Regions from separate parts of the Homo sapiens genome. Here regions 2 and 3 are each linked to region 1. A link is a contact called in ENCODE Hi-C or POLR2A ChIA-PET data. All regions are on one chromosome and are shown on one strand. The core of a region is the stretch at or near the end of the contact, and the rest is flanking DNA. Distances in the headings are between cores, read along the strand shown.

Region 1 (3,993 bases), core at 532-3,031:
ATAAAACAGAAAAGGGGTTGTAAGTATGTGATTATGACTAGAAACACAAAACAATCGACTTCATTTTTTATTTAATTTTAATCACAAATTATTAACCTTGCAAAGTTTTAAACATTAAAGATCTAATCTGCCTCGATCCTACTGTGTCCCTAGGATTGACACTTTGGTGTGTAGCTTTCCAAAACTTTTCTGTGGACCTACAAACATATTTGTCAGTAGAAATATGCACTATCAGGAAGGAGATATTTCTTGAACGCCTTTCCATGACAGTACATAGAGATTTCTCCCATTCGTTCTAACATTTTAACAGTCTTCCTAAAGAAGCGACTTCTGAAAGTATTATTTAAAAACAAACAAACAAAAAAAAACAACTCCTGTTCCCCAAACCTCAAGTGGTGAGGGGGCGGGGGAAAAATGCTCAAGTCGAGGAATACAGGAGCAAACTTACGCTTTCAAGGAGGTGTATGGGACTGAGGCCTAAAGGCTTCGTTAGAGAAGTCATCGTGGATAAAACATCCACCCTCACACGCCATTACAGGCACCGACTCCCCTTCCTCACAACCCCAAATCGAAGACCTCCCTCTTTTGGAGAGCCGATTGGACGACTGGTCCCAGCGCTTTCCTTAGGCTGTCCGTCTACTGGTTCCAGATTCGTTCCATCCGTTTAACCGCCCGATCCCGCATTCCCCATTGGAGTCAAACCGCTGCCTCCTGGAGAAGCCCAACCTACCGCGCGCTTCCTGCTCACTGGCTCAGTGAGACGCTGCTCAGAAGGGGAAAACCCGTCTCCCACATTCCGATGGCCCAAGGGCCGATCAGTCGGCAGCTCAAGGCAGACCCAATTGGCCTATACACAAGCCAGTCAAAGTCTTCGGCTGCACAGCTCCAAAGAACCTACGGGGATTAAAACATCCCGCCCCCTGTTCTTCTATTGGTTGGCCCGACCCACCGCTGCCCCTTCACTATCCCCCCACCCCGCCGTCCATTCATTTCACACAATAACGGGCCCAAATGGAGTCAGTTCAAGACCTACTATGGGTAGATAAGACTGTCTGCCACTTACCCGGGATTGAGAGTGATCACTCACGCTAACGTCTGCCCTGTTCCTGTATGGTGAGGCCGCACCACAAGCCACCACCGCCGCCGCCTTCTGCGCAACGCCAACCGCCCGCCAAAACGGATCCTTCCCTGCGCCTGCGCAACCAATCCTGGGACCGGACCTTTTTTCTCCGCCCACTACGCATGCGCAAAGCTAGGACAAACTCCCGCCAACACGCAGGCGCCGTAGGTTCACTGCCTACTCCTGCCCGCCATTTCACGTGTTCTCAGAGGCAGGTGGAACTTCTTAATGCGCCTGCGCAAAACTCGCCATTTTACTACACGTGCGGTCAACAAGAGTTCATTGCAAAAAAATTGTTACCTCCTGGCTGCTTGTCTAATACATAGTGTTAATCATGCTTTGCCAAGCGACTTGACTGTAATATTTGCGCGTGGAAGATTAAAAAGATGTTAAACACCCAAGGTAGATTCAAATGTGAATGATTGGTCGGTTGGCCAATCAGACTGGTTAACAATAACATTACTCGGGAACCAATGGACTCCAAGGGGTGGAGACGGCGTAGAACGACCGAAGGAATGACGTTACACAGCAATGTGGCACCACAGGCCAATAGCAGGGGGAAGCGATTTCAAGTATCCAATCAGAGCTGTTCCAGGGCGGAGTCTACCAATGCCGAAAGCGAGGAGGCGGGGTAAAAAAGAGAGGGCGAAGGTAGGCTGGCAGATACGTTCGTCAGCTTGCTCCTTTCTGCCCGTGGACGCCGCCGAAGAAGCATCGTTAAAGTCTCTCTTCACCCTGCCGTCATGTCTAAGTCAGAGGTGAGTTAGGCGCGCTTTCCCACTTGAATTTTTTCCTCTCCCTTTCCTGAATCGGTAAGATGCTGCTGGGTTTCGTTCCTTGCACCAGCCCATTCTACAGTTCCTTCGGTCGCTGCCACGGCCTACCCCTCCCAAAGTTCAAGTCGCCATTTTGTCCTCTTGATCGCCATGAGGCCGCTCTCCGCCAACCATGAGTTATCATGCGGGACTCGTTACTCGTAGCAAAATTCTTAGGCACACAGGATCTTTGTCTTTTTTTAAACCTTGCCTTGGTGAGCGAGTTTTCTAAAGAGCGATTAGTCCCATTGTGGAGATGCACCCCTACCGCCCAAGCCTTTGTTGCGCGTGCGTCGGAAGGCGACTAGGGACGCATGCGCTTGCGATTTCCTAGCACTCCCAACTCCAGCATACGGCCTCCCTTGATAGGCAGAAGCACGTGTCTTGTTGCGACCTGAACGAACAATAAGTGCTAGGTACACAGTTGGTGTCTAGTTTTTCTTTTCCTCGATGGAAATTGTTTCGTGTTGTAGCCCATTTAACACTTCCCCCTCCCCCCACTCTAGTCTCCTAAAGAGCCCGAACAGCTGAGGAAGCTCTTCATTGGAGGGTTGAGCTTTGAAACAACTGATGAGAGCCTGAGGAGCCATTTTGAGCAATGGGGAACGCTCACGGACTGTGTGGTAAGATTTGGAAGGGACAAAGCAGTAAAACAGCCGATTTCCTTGGCTTATCTTGGTGCAGTCTTCTCCGAATGCTTATGAAAGTAGTTAATAGCATTATAGTTAGAGCTTTGTTGGCAAAGGAACGTCCTGCTTTGATTTTAAAAGCTACCTCTTAAATCTAGGGTAGTGGGAAACTGGACGACTTTTTATAAAAGGCTGGTGTAAAGTTTCCTATTGCCCTATTCAAAGTTAAAATGACAAAAGCTTTTGCGGTCAGACTTTGTGTTACATAAATTAACACTGTTCTCAGGTAATGAGAGATCCAAACACCAAGCGCTCCAGGGGCTTTGGGTTTGTCACATATGCCACTGTGGAGGAGGTGGATGCAGCTATGAATGCAAGGCCACACAAGGTGGATGGAAGAGTTGTGGAACCAAAGAGAGCTGTCTCCAGAGAAGTGAGTGGGTTTTTTTTCTTCTTCTTCTTAAACTTACTTGGATATGTGCTGCTATGGACTTAAGATTCGGGAGTTTTCTAAACTTACCAAAATTTTTTATTCGAGTATAGGCTTTGCTAATCTAAACCTATGGTTTTTCTCCTATTAGGATTCTCAAAGACCAGGTGCCCACTTAACTGTGAAAAAGATATTTGTTGGTGGCATTAAAGAAGACACTGAAGAACATCACCTAAGAGATTATTTTGAACAGTATGGAAAAATTGAAGTGATTGAAATCATGACTGACCGAGGCAGTGGCAAGAAAAGGGGCTTTGCCTTTGTAACCTTTGACGACCATGACTCCGTGGATAAGATTGTCAGTAAGTATCAGATAGTGGCATTTAGTAAGGGTTCCACAATCTGTATGGCATTCTAAACCCTGATACCATGTTGTATCTATGTTTTTTTTTTAGTTCAGAAATACCATACTGTGAATGGCCACAACTGTGAAGTTAGAAAAGCCCTGTCAAAGCAAGAGATGGCTAGTGCTTCATCCAGCCAAAGAGGTATGCTTGTTGCTTAATTAAACCTTAAAGGTAACTTTGAGTTACTCCAGTATGAATGATTTAATGCTTAAACTTCATGTCTTAAGGTCGAAGTGGTTCTGGAAACTTTGGTGGTGGTCGTGGAGGTGGTTTCGGTGGGAATGACAACTTCGGTCGTGGAGGAAACTTCAGTGGTCGTGGTATGTATGGTTTATCTACATGTAGTTCTGACTTCTCACCATCTTTGCTATGAAGATTTTACAGTACGGGAACTGCATTCAGAATGTCACTTTAAGTCCAAGTCATACTTAAAACTTGAAACTTTTTCTTACAGGTGGCTTTGGTGGCAGCCGTGGTGGTGGTGGATATGGTGGCAGTGGGGATGGCTATAATGGATTTGGTAATGATGGTAAGTTTTTTAGGAATAAGTAGAGAAAAATTCCTGGCAACCTGGATCTTTAGAATAGGTTAG
Region 2 (3,993 bases), core at 882-3,381, 2.8 Mb after region 1:
ATAAAAATGAAAACCACAAGGCTAGATGATGAAGAGGATGGGAGAGTAATAACAGCTACTATTTGTTAAGCACTTACTGTGTATGAGGCATTACACTCAGTGTATTATCTCCTTCAGGCCTCACGACACTTTTTAAAATATATAATATCCCATTTTATAGATGAAGAAACTGAGGCTTAAGGAGTTTCTCTACTCTGCCCAAGGCCACTCAGTAAGTGAGTTTGGAAAGCAGGCTTTGAATCTGAGTGGGGATTAACCATCGCACTGTGTTGTTAGGATCCCTTCCAGGGGCAAATCTGATCATCCTAAGAAGTGGGGGAAGGTGGGAGGAGACTTGAAGGAGGAGAGGTGGAAAAGGAAAGTAGAGAGAACTAAGGAAGAGGATGGAAGAGACTGGAAAAAAGGCGGGTTTAGTAAGCTAGGAGGAAAGAGCCTAGAAGAGAGAGGAAGCTGGAGGGCTAGAAGGCAAAGATGAGAGACGAAAACAGGTAGAAAGGAGAGGAGGGGACAGGGAAGTAGAAGAGGGGGTTGCATCCCCATTTCCAGGTTCAGGGAGGACTGGGTAACCAGTGGTTTCCCAGGGGCCTCTCAGTTCACGTTTCTCATAATATCCCTCTCCCAGAGATGAGGGAGAGGATGGGATGACAACTCCCCAGGTCTCCCCAAACCCAGTAACCCCAAGTCCTCCTGTTGCACGTTCAGCCTCTCACCTCTCCCAGGCCTCTCAGAGGGATGGAAAATGGAGAGGTCCCTTCTCTGGACGTTTCTGCTCCAAGACCTTCATGCCCCTCTTTCCTCCAGTGCCCACTTACCCCAGCTCTTTTCTCCTCAAGGCAGAATCCTTACCCCTCCTGCTCAGGTTCCTCCAATAGGCCTTTCTCTAGCCCAAGAGAGAAAGGTCCTCTGGAGTGAGTGGGCACCGCTTTCCTCTGCATCCCCTTGCAGAGTGACCAGCCTCCTGGCATGGCCCTGGCTAGAAATATCCAACCCCTCTTCTTCCCCAGCCATCAGGAGGACACATTTCTCCCCACCCCAACCCATAACAAGGCTGGGTCGATTGGCTTGACCAGGACAGGGGCACCTTTTGTCTTCAGCCCCTTGAAGGGGAAGGGAGGGAGGAGCCACGGCGTGAGGGGCGGGGCCAGTGTTACCTCCCAAACTCAGAAGGGAAGCGCAAGGTCTGGGATCCTCGTCCGCCCGCTTGGTGGCCTAAACTCGCTTATCTCAACCCCTATCTGCCCGAGTCCTCTGATTGTGGGACCACAGGATCGAAAGTTAAAACAGCTTCTCTGAGTTGCCCAATGCGTGAATGTGGCGGTGGGGGCAGGCGGGGAGGTGGAGCCAGTTCAGCACGAGGAGGGTTAACTCGGCGCCGCCGCTGGGAAATCTCAGCGTCTACAGCAGCCAAGCGTGGAGCAGTTTTGAGGGGGAAATTCCCCCTCGTCTGGGCCACCATGAGGTCTACATCTGGGGCTTGCTCACGCCCCAGCCACACCCTTGAACAGGAACCTTTAGTGGAGGGCAGGATAGGGGTTTAACAAGGATCCACTGCCCTCTGGCATCAACCTTCCAGGGAGGGGCGGCCACTTCCCCCGACTCAGGGCAGAGGGGCACTCCTTCACCTCCTTTCCCTGACTTTCCATGGCCCTGGGGGTGCAGGGGTGAGGCTGTGAAAACGTGACCCATGGGGGAGGGGAGTACTGAGGCCTGGACCCTCCCAGATTCCTCCAGGAGTTCGAAACTGCTAAAACCCAGTGCCACCAGCCACCAACACTAGCTGAAACCATCTCTTGGGGACCATCCACCCAGCCAGGGGAGGATCCCGAGAGCTCCCCCCACGAATCCACCCCCATGCACTCATAGAGGCCCCCGCACCCACCTCGGAGGCAACCCCTCACCTCGGCAACCCCTCTGCTGTCTTCTCCCTTTCTCAGCGGGCACTTCCAGGCCCCATAGGTCTGTAGCTCTGTCCAGCGAGTTCAAGGCTGGCCCTGCTAGCACCTCCCCCCTTCCACCACCACCACCAAAAAGAAAAATAAGATAAAGCACACACATACATACACACACACACACACACACACACACACACTCCTCTCCCGTCCTCCCTCTTCAGTGTAAGCAGTGGCTGCCCCAGCCCGCTGTTTCCGGCTTCTCCTTCTACCCAGGTCCCTCCCTGGAGCTCTGACGACACAGAGAAGAGAAAGTGGGCTGGAGGAGGAAGAGGAAGAAAGTGGGGTGAATATGTGTGCCTCCTGTGCCGAGTGGGGGAACACGTGGGGGATCAGGACTGGGGTCCAGGCCTTGGAGCCAGGCTTGGGGGGAGGCTGACCCCCACTTACTCTGTCCCCCTCAAAAGCATCAGCTTTTCTCCAGAAAGTCACCCAATATCAAACAGAGATTTGCCACCCCTAACTGCCTGGCTCCCAAACTCAAACTCTGCCAAGGGCTGGGGTTTGGACCCACAAGGGACTGGGCTCCCCAGGGCCTCAGGAAAAGTAAATCCCTCTGGACTCTGCGCTCCCTCCAGTGGAGGACCCTAAAAAGCCGCCAGGGAGCTCGATGCCAGCCAACTCCTAGGTCCCCCTCCCTTCCGGCAGGGAACGCCTTAGAGGTCGGTCTCGTGACCACTGACGGGAGGGAGTGGGGGAGGGGAACCCTCAGCTCAGAATTCTGGAAGACTCTAGGAGTCCCTTGGACTGAAGCTGGTCTTTGCTCTCTCCTCACAGGGCACCCCTCCTGAGACTGTGGTGGGAACCAGCACAAGCCGGAGCTGCTGCCTGCAGATTCACAAGGGGCAAGTTTGAATACGAATCTGCTGTGTTCCTATCTGCCAAGTTCCTATATGTTTCTGGGGTAAACACTGAGACACGCCAAGAAACAAACACACACATGCACAACTTCCCTGACCACAAGACTACACACACACACACACACACACACACACACACGTGCAGGCAGGCTCACAAACAGAGCCCATTGCAATCACAACACCACACACACACACACACACACACACACACACACACACACACAGTCTTGCTCAACTTCTGAGTCATCAACATAACTAGTGGAGGGTTCTGCAGTTTTTGCTGGGGGAGGAGCTGGAGGAGACCAAGGGATCCAGAGAGGCCTTTACTCCCGGACACCTGAGAGCCCCGGTGTGTGGAAGAGGTGGTGTCTGAGGGGCGGTGGGAGGAAGTTTCTACTCCCCTCCTCCCTCCCATAGCAGGGGCTGGGCTGAGGGGCCAAAGCTAGGCCTATGCTGCCCCCTGGTGCCTGAATTGATTTCCAGAACCAGCTCCTCCTCCTCCATCCCTTGCTACCCCGCAGGTCTGTACATGAGTGCACGTGTGTGGACCCAGCCAGGCAGCAGAGGGTTTGAACACAGCAAAATATAGCAGTTAAAAGACTGGACTGTGGATACAGGCTGCTTGGGTTCAAATCCTGCTAATGCTGCTAACCACACAACCCTGAGCAATTTACTCTGTGATTCATTCTCGTCATCTGTAAAATGGAGCAAATAAGTCTTAACCCATAATGTGAGAATAAAATGCAGTAAAACATCTGAAGGCTTAGAACAATGCCTGACACACAGTAACTGTCAGGCACTATTTTTATGGTTCATAATAAACCAGGTATGAGGAAAGGAGAAGGGTCTCCATCCTACATAGAAGTCCCCAGATTTGGGGGTCATGTTACTGCCAAAAGGATATTGAGGGTGTATGTGCGTATGTGTTTGCTGTGTCTGCAGGACAGTGAATGGAAGAGAAGGGAGAGCAGGGGTGGAGGTGGCAGGCAGGGACTCTGTCCATTGGCTTGTCCAACAAGCCATGCTAGGATCAAGGTGTGTGCACATACGTGTTCACGGCACACGTGCTTTGTATGTGCTCCCGAGTGCCCACTCTGCCTGCAGACATCCACAGACAGTAGGTGAAGCCAGGTTTCACCATCTAAGGGTGTCAGAGCTACAAGTCCCCAAAGACTTGGAGAGGA
Region 3 (3,993 bases), core at 674-3,173, 2.4 Mb after region 1:
GAGGAACCACAGTCTTACCTCCCCTTTCTTACATAAATCAGATAAACTATCATCTAGGATCTAACCCAACTTTCTGCAATAAAGAAAATTATTATCTTAGGAAACAATAATCCCATTCCCTGACTTTAACTGTCATAAATTTTTCATTTTACTGAGCCTTAACCTAACAGCATTCCCTCACATAGCAATAGCAAATACAAAAACCTACAAGTTTTGGAGACTCCTAAACCTAAGCCATAAGACCGAGTCTTAAAAATACTCAACTAGCCAGGCGCAGTGGCTCATGCCTGTTATCCCAGCACTTTGGGGGGCCGAGGTGGGGGGGGAATCACCCAAAATCAGGAGTTCGAGACCAGCCTGGCCAACATGGTGAAACCCCATCTGTACTAAAAATACAAAAATTAGCCGGGCATGATGGCATGCACCTGTAATCCCAGCTACTCAGGAGGCTGAGACAGGAGAATCACTTGAACCCAGGAGGTGGAGGTTGCAGTGAGTCGAGAGCGAAACTCCCTCTCAAAAAAAAAAACCTCAAGTAGTAGGCTTTTGTCAATCAGAAATTCTGCATCCTAATTTCTTCAGGTGAAACTGCACTGTGTGATTTTAATAATCGAACGTATCAGAAGAAAAATTCTGCTTTAGGAGAACATGTCACCTTAATGTGTAAAACTGCAAATAACAGAAGTTCCTTTGTGCATAGATGCAATAAGAGCAACTTACTGTTTGGTTTTGATGGGACCTCTTTCATCAATAGGTTCTCCAATGACATTCATGATTCTGCCCAAAGTCTCAGGACCAACAGGAATTTTGATTGGTGCACCAGAATCCAGTACTTTCTGGCCTCTAACCAAGCCTTCTGTACCATCCATAGCAATAGTCCTTACTGTGCTCTCACCTGTTAGATACAGGCATCGCAGGGTTATACATAAGGATAAATTGGTATCAAGACCTAAATCGACCAAGACTCCTTCTCAGTACCTAAATGTGGCTTCAGCAAACTCAGAAGAACGAAAGTCATTTTGATAAAATCATCATAGAAGGCAGACAGCTTGGTTTTGGGGATATTTGGGCTACACAAGGTCTTTACTATTCCTAACAAACTCTACTTACCCAAATGCTGGGCCACCTCCAAAACCAGTCTGGTCTCCCTGCCTTGCACTTCCAGGGCATTTAGAATTGGTGGTAGTCCCTCATCAAACTGGACGTCCACCACTGCGCCAATGACCGCCACGATGCGCCCGGTGGCGGCGCCTGCTTTTGGCGAAGGAGATGTTTGCGCCGCATAGTCCCTGACTAACAGACAAAAGATATTGGAAGGAGCTGGGGTCAGGCCAGTTAAAGGTCATCGGAAGCCAGGACTTAACACACAAGGAGAGGAAAACTCAGCCGAAGTCAGGCCTCTTTCCGCTTGTACGGAACGCGTGTCCAAGAGGGAAGGCCGCGCAGCGATCGATAAAGCGCCTGCACAGCCTTCCCATCCGCATGCACAAGACCCCATTTTTCGAGAGTTCAGTACCCCTATTCAACCGGAAGGTCAACGCACCTGCCCGCACCTTTTCCGTCACACAAAGGACTTTATACAAAATGGGACAGAGCTGGGTCGAAGAAACCTCCTATGGGTGTCCCATTCTTGTTCTCCAGCCATTAGAGAGCAAGACGCGGCTCCAGGCATCCTTTTAACACCACGGATCCCTTAGGCCCGAGCTACCATCGTTCCCCGGCTCAAGGTCATGGGGCGGCAAAATGGAACGTTAGCTCCTAGAGAAAAGCACTTACCAGGATGGACCGCCGTCGGAGCGGCCCGCAGTAAGAGCTGAGCTGGGGGCAGCGACGCTGAAGGGGTGAGTCTCCGCAAGGCCCCGGAGGCCGGAGCAGCGGCCACCCGACCCACAAACCCCAACATGGCGTAGTCCGGGTGGAGACTGAAGGCTGCAGCAACCGCAGCCGCCTGCTCTCCTGCCGTTGAGGCGAGGCCTACGCTGCAGTAGGCAGGTCCATTGGGTGAACTGGCTGCTCATCATTCTCTGTGCTGCTTCTACAGGTTAATACACGCTGATCTTCTCATCCATTGGTCAAAACTGGTGCTAATCTGAAACTCCTTTTTTTATTGGACAGTGTGAGGTTAGAGGGCGTCACTCTGAGCCTCAAAACTTAATTGGATCATAGCGACGTCCGTTGGACAGGGTAATCAGAGGAACTACGTTTAGGAAAGGGGCCGAGTTCCTGTTGAAAGTGCGTGGCCTGTCTTTGCCTGTCCTTGGGCTTTCTCCTTAGATAGGTCCTTGATCTAGGTGACAGCCATAGGGGCGGTGGTTAGGGAAGTGGTAGTGCGGTGAAGCACCACTGAAGGTGAGCGTGGCGAAGTCAGGAGCCCTCTTTAGAGCCAAAATAAGGTTTTTCTCTCGAAGTAGTGAGATTGCAAGCTCCCAGGCGATTGCACAGATTAGCAACCTAGACAGGATCTTTATCATTTAAACCTATTAAAATGAAATAAACTAATGTAACCAGTACTTTAGCAGGGCATTGAGGAGACTCAATAATAAGATAAATAAGACTAAGAACCTTCCTTTTAAGGTCCAGGTGAACAAACAATGCAATAATGTGATGGTTCCTGGTTAGCATAAACTGGGTGCACGAAAGACGAGGGGATAAAATTGGGTCACCTAGAGATACAGAATTGTCCACCTTGAAGGAAGCTGAGAGACCTCAGCTATGAAATGTGAATAGAAATTCTTAGGGTAGGCTGGGAGCGGTGGCTCACGCCTGTAATCCCAGTACTTTCGGAGGCCGAGGCAGGTGGATCACCTGAGGTCAGGAGTTCGAGACCAGCCTAGCTAACATGGTGAAACCCCGTCTCTACTAAAAATACAAAAATTAGCTGGGCGCGGTGGCTCACGCCTGTAATCCCAGCACTATGGGAGGCCAAGGCGGGCGGATCACGAGGTCAGGAGATCGAGACCATCCTGACTAACACAGTGAAACCCGGTCTCTACTAACAATACAAAAAATTAGCCGGGCGTGGTGGCGGGCGCCTGTAGTCCCAGCTACTTGGGAGGCTGAGGCAGGAGAATGGCGTAAATCCGAGAGGCGGAGCTTGCAGTGAGCCGAGATAGCGCCACTGCACTCCAGCTTGGGCGACAGAGTGAGACTCTCTAAAAAAATAAAATAAATATATAAAATAAAATAGGCTGGGCACGGTGGCTCACGCCTGTAATCCCAGCACTCTGGGAGGCCGAGGTGGGCAGATCATGAGGTCAAGCGATCTAGACCATCCTGGCCAACATGGTGAAACCCCGTCTCTACTAAAAATACAAAAATTAGCTGGGCGTGGTGGCGGGCGCCTGTAGTCCCAGCTACTCAGGAGGCTGAGGCAGGAGAATGGCGTGAACCTGGAAGGCGGAGGTTTCAATGAGCTGAGATCGTGCCACTGCACTCCAGCCTGGTGACAGAGCGAGACTCCGTCTCAAAAATAATAATAAAAAATAAATAAATAAATAAATAATAAAATAAGTAAAAAGGGCTGGGCTGGGCACGGCCAGCCCAGTAATCCCAACACTTTGGGAAGCCGAGGTGGGTGGATAACTTGAGCCCAGGAGTTCAATACCAGCCTGGGCAACGTGGTGAAACCTTGTCTCTAAAAAATATGTAAAAAAATAAACACACACACACACACACACACAGACACACAATTAGCCAGGTGTGGCATGTGCCAGTAGTCCCAGCTACTGGGGAAGCTGAGATGGGAATATGGCTTGAGCCCAGGAGGTAGAGGTTGCAGAGAGCTAAGATTGCACCATTGTACTCCATGCTGGCTGACGTTGTGAGACCCTGTCTCAACAAAAAAAGAAAAATAAAAAAGAAGAAAAAAAAATTAGGGCTGAAAAAAATCCTCTGGGTTTGGGTTTGGCAACTAGGAAATCATTCCATGGTGGAGTGGGATCAAAACTAATTTCAGTGGACTGCATCAAAACATAGGATTTTGGCTGGGTGTGG

Evidence for each region. Hi-C counts contacts between places; a loop is a spot of excess contacts on that map. ChIA-PET counts read pairs that join two places held with the same protein, here RNA polymerase II (POLR2A). Pooled maps may share reads with other maps.
Region 2: a loop to region 1 is called in a map of naive thymus-derived CD4-positive, alpha-beta T cell, with 17 times the contacts of the local background. The contact joins the promoter of STAT6 here to the promoter of HNRNPA1 in region 1. A Hi-C loop is called at or near these places in 1 of 168 maps with a recorded cell type or tissue (naive thymus-derived CD4-positive, alpha-beta T cell) and 1 of 50 pooled maps. POLR2A ChIA-PET finds 5 or more read pairs at or near these places in 1 of 52 experiments (naive thymus-derived CD8-positive, alpha-beta T cell).
Region 3: a pooled map shows a loop between it and region 1 (1.9-fold over the local background). The contact joins the promoter of ATP5F1B here to the promoter of HNRNPA1 in region 1. A Hi-C loop is called at or near these places in 1 of 37 single-sample maps with no recorded cell type and 8 of 50 pooled maps. POLR2A ChIA-PET finds 5 or more read pairs at or near these places in 1 of 52 experiments (activated CD4-positive, alpha-beta T cell).

Annotation. Positions count from the first base shown.
Region 1 is chr12:54,278,945-54,282,937 of GRCh38, forward strand. HNRNPA1 (heterogeneous nuclear ribonucleoprotein A1) reads left to right here and starts at 1,782. Exons shown (of 11, transcript NM_031157.4): 1 at 1,782-1,878; 2 at 2,442-2,558; 3 at 2,851-2,997; 4 at 3,146-3,356; 5 at 3,450-3,542; 6 at 3,629-3,721; 7 at 3,856-3,930. The coding sequence starts at 1,864. CBX5 (chromobox 5) reads right to left here and starts at 1,178. Exons shown (of 5, transcript NM_012117.3): 1 at 1,064-1,178. SCAT2 (S-phase cancer associated transcript 2) reads left to right here. Exons shown (of 2, transcript NR_157844.1): 2 at 1-119. RefSeq lists enhancers at 541-630, 783-1,542, 1,061-1,110, 1,401-1,490, 1,501-1,560 and 1 more and a cis regulatory region at 577-2,877.
Region 2 is chr12:57,109,231-57,113,223 of GRCh38, forward strand. STAT6 (signal transducer and activator of transcription 6) reads right to left here and starts at 2,132. Exons shown (of 22, transcript NM_003153.5): 1 at 1,899-2,132. It overlaps LOC124902946 (a long non-coding RNA gene), which reads left to right and starts at 1,492. Exons shown (of 2, transcript XR_007063334.1): 1 at 1,492-2,611; 2 at 2,727-3,649. RefSeq lists enhancers at 1,258-2,205, 2,206-3,151 and a silencer at 3,191-3,350.
Region 3 is chr12:56,644,061-56,648,053 of GRCh38, forward strand. ATP5F1B (ATP synthase F1 subunit beta) reads right to left here and starts at 1,924. Exons shown (of 10, transcript NM_001686.4): 1 at 1,777-1,924; 2 at 1,111-1,293; 3 at 721-895. The coding sequence starts at 1,903. SNORD59A (small nucleolar RNA, C/D box 59A) reads right to left here and starts at 1,041; the gene lies at 967-1,041. RefSeq lists enhancers at 1,022-1,732, 1,682-2,011, 1,733-2,441.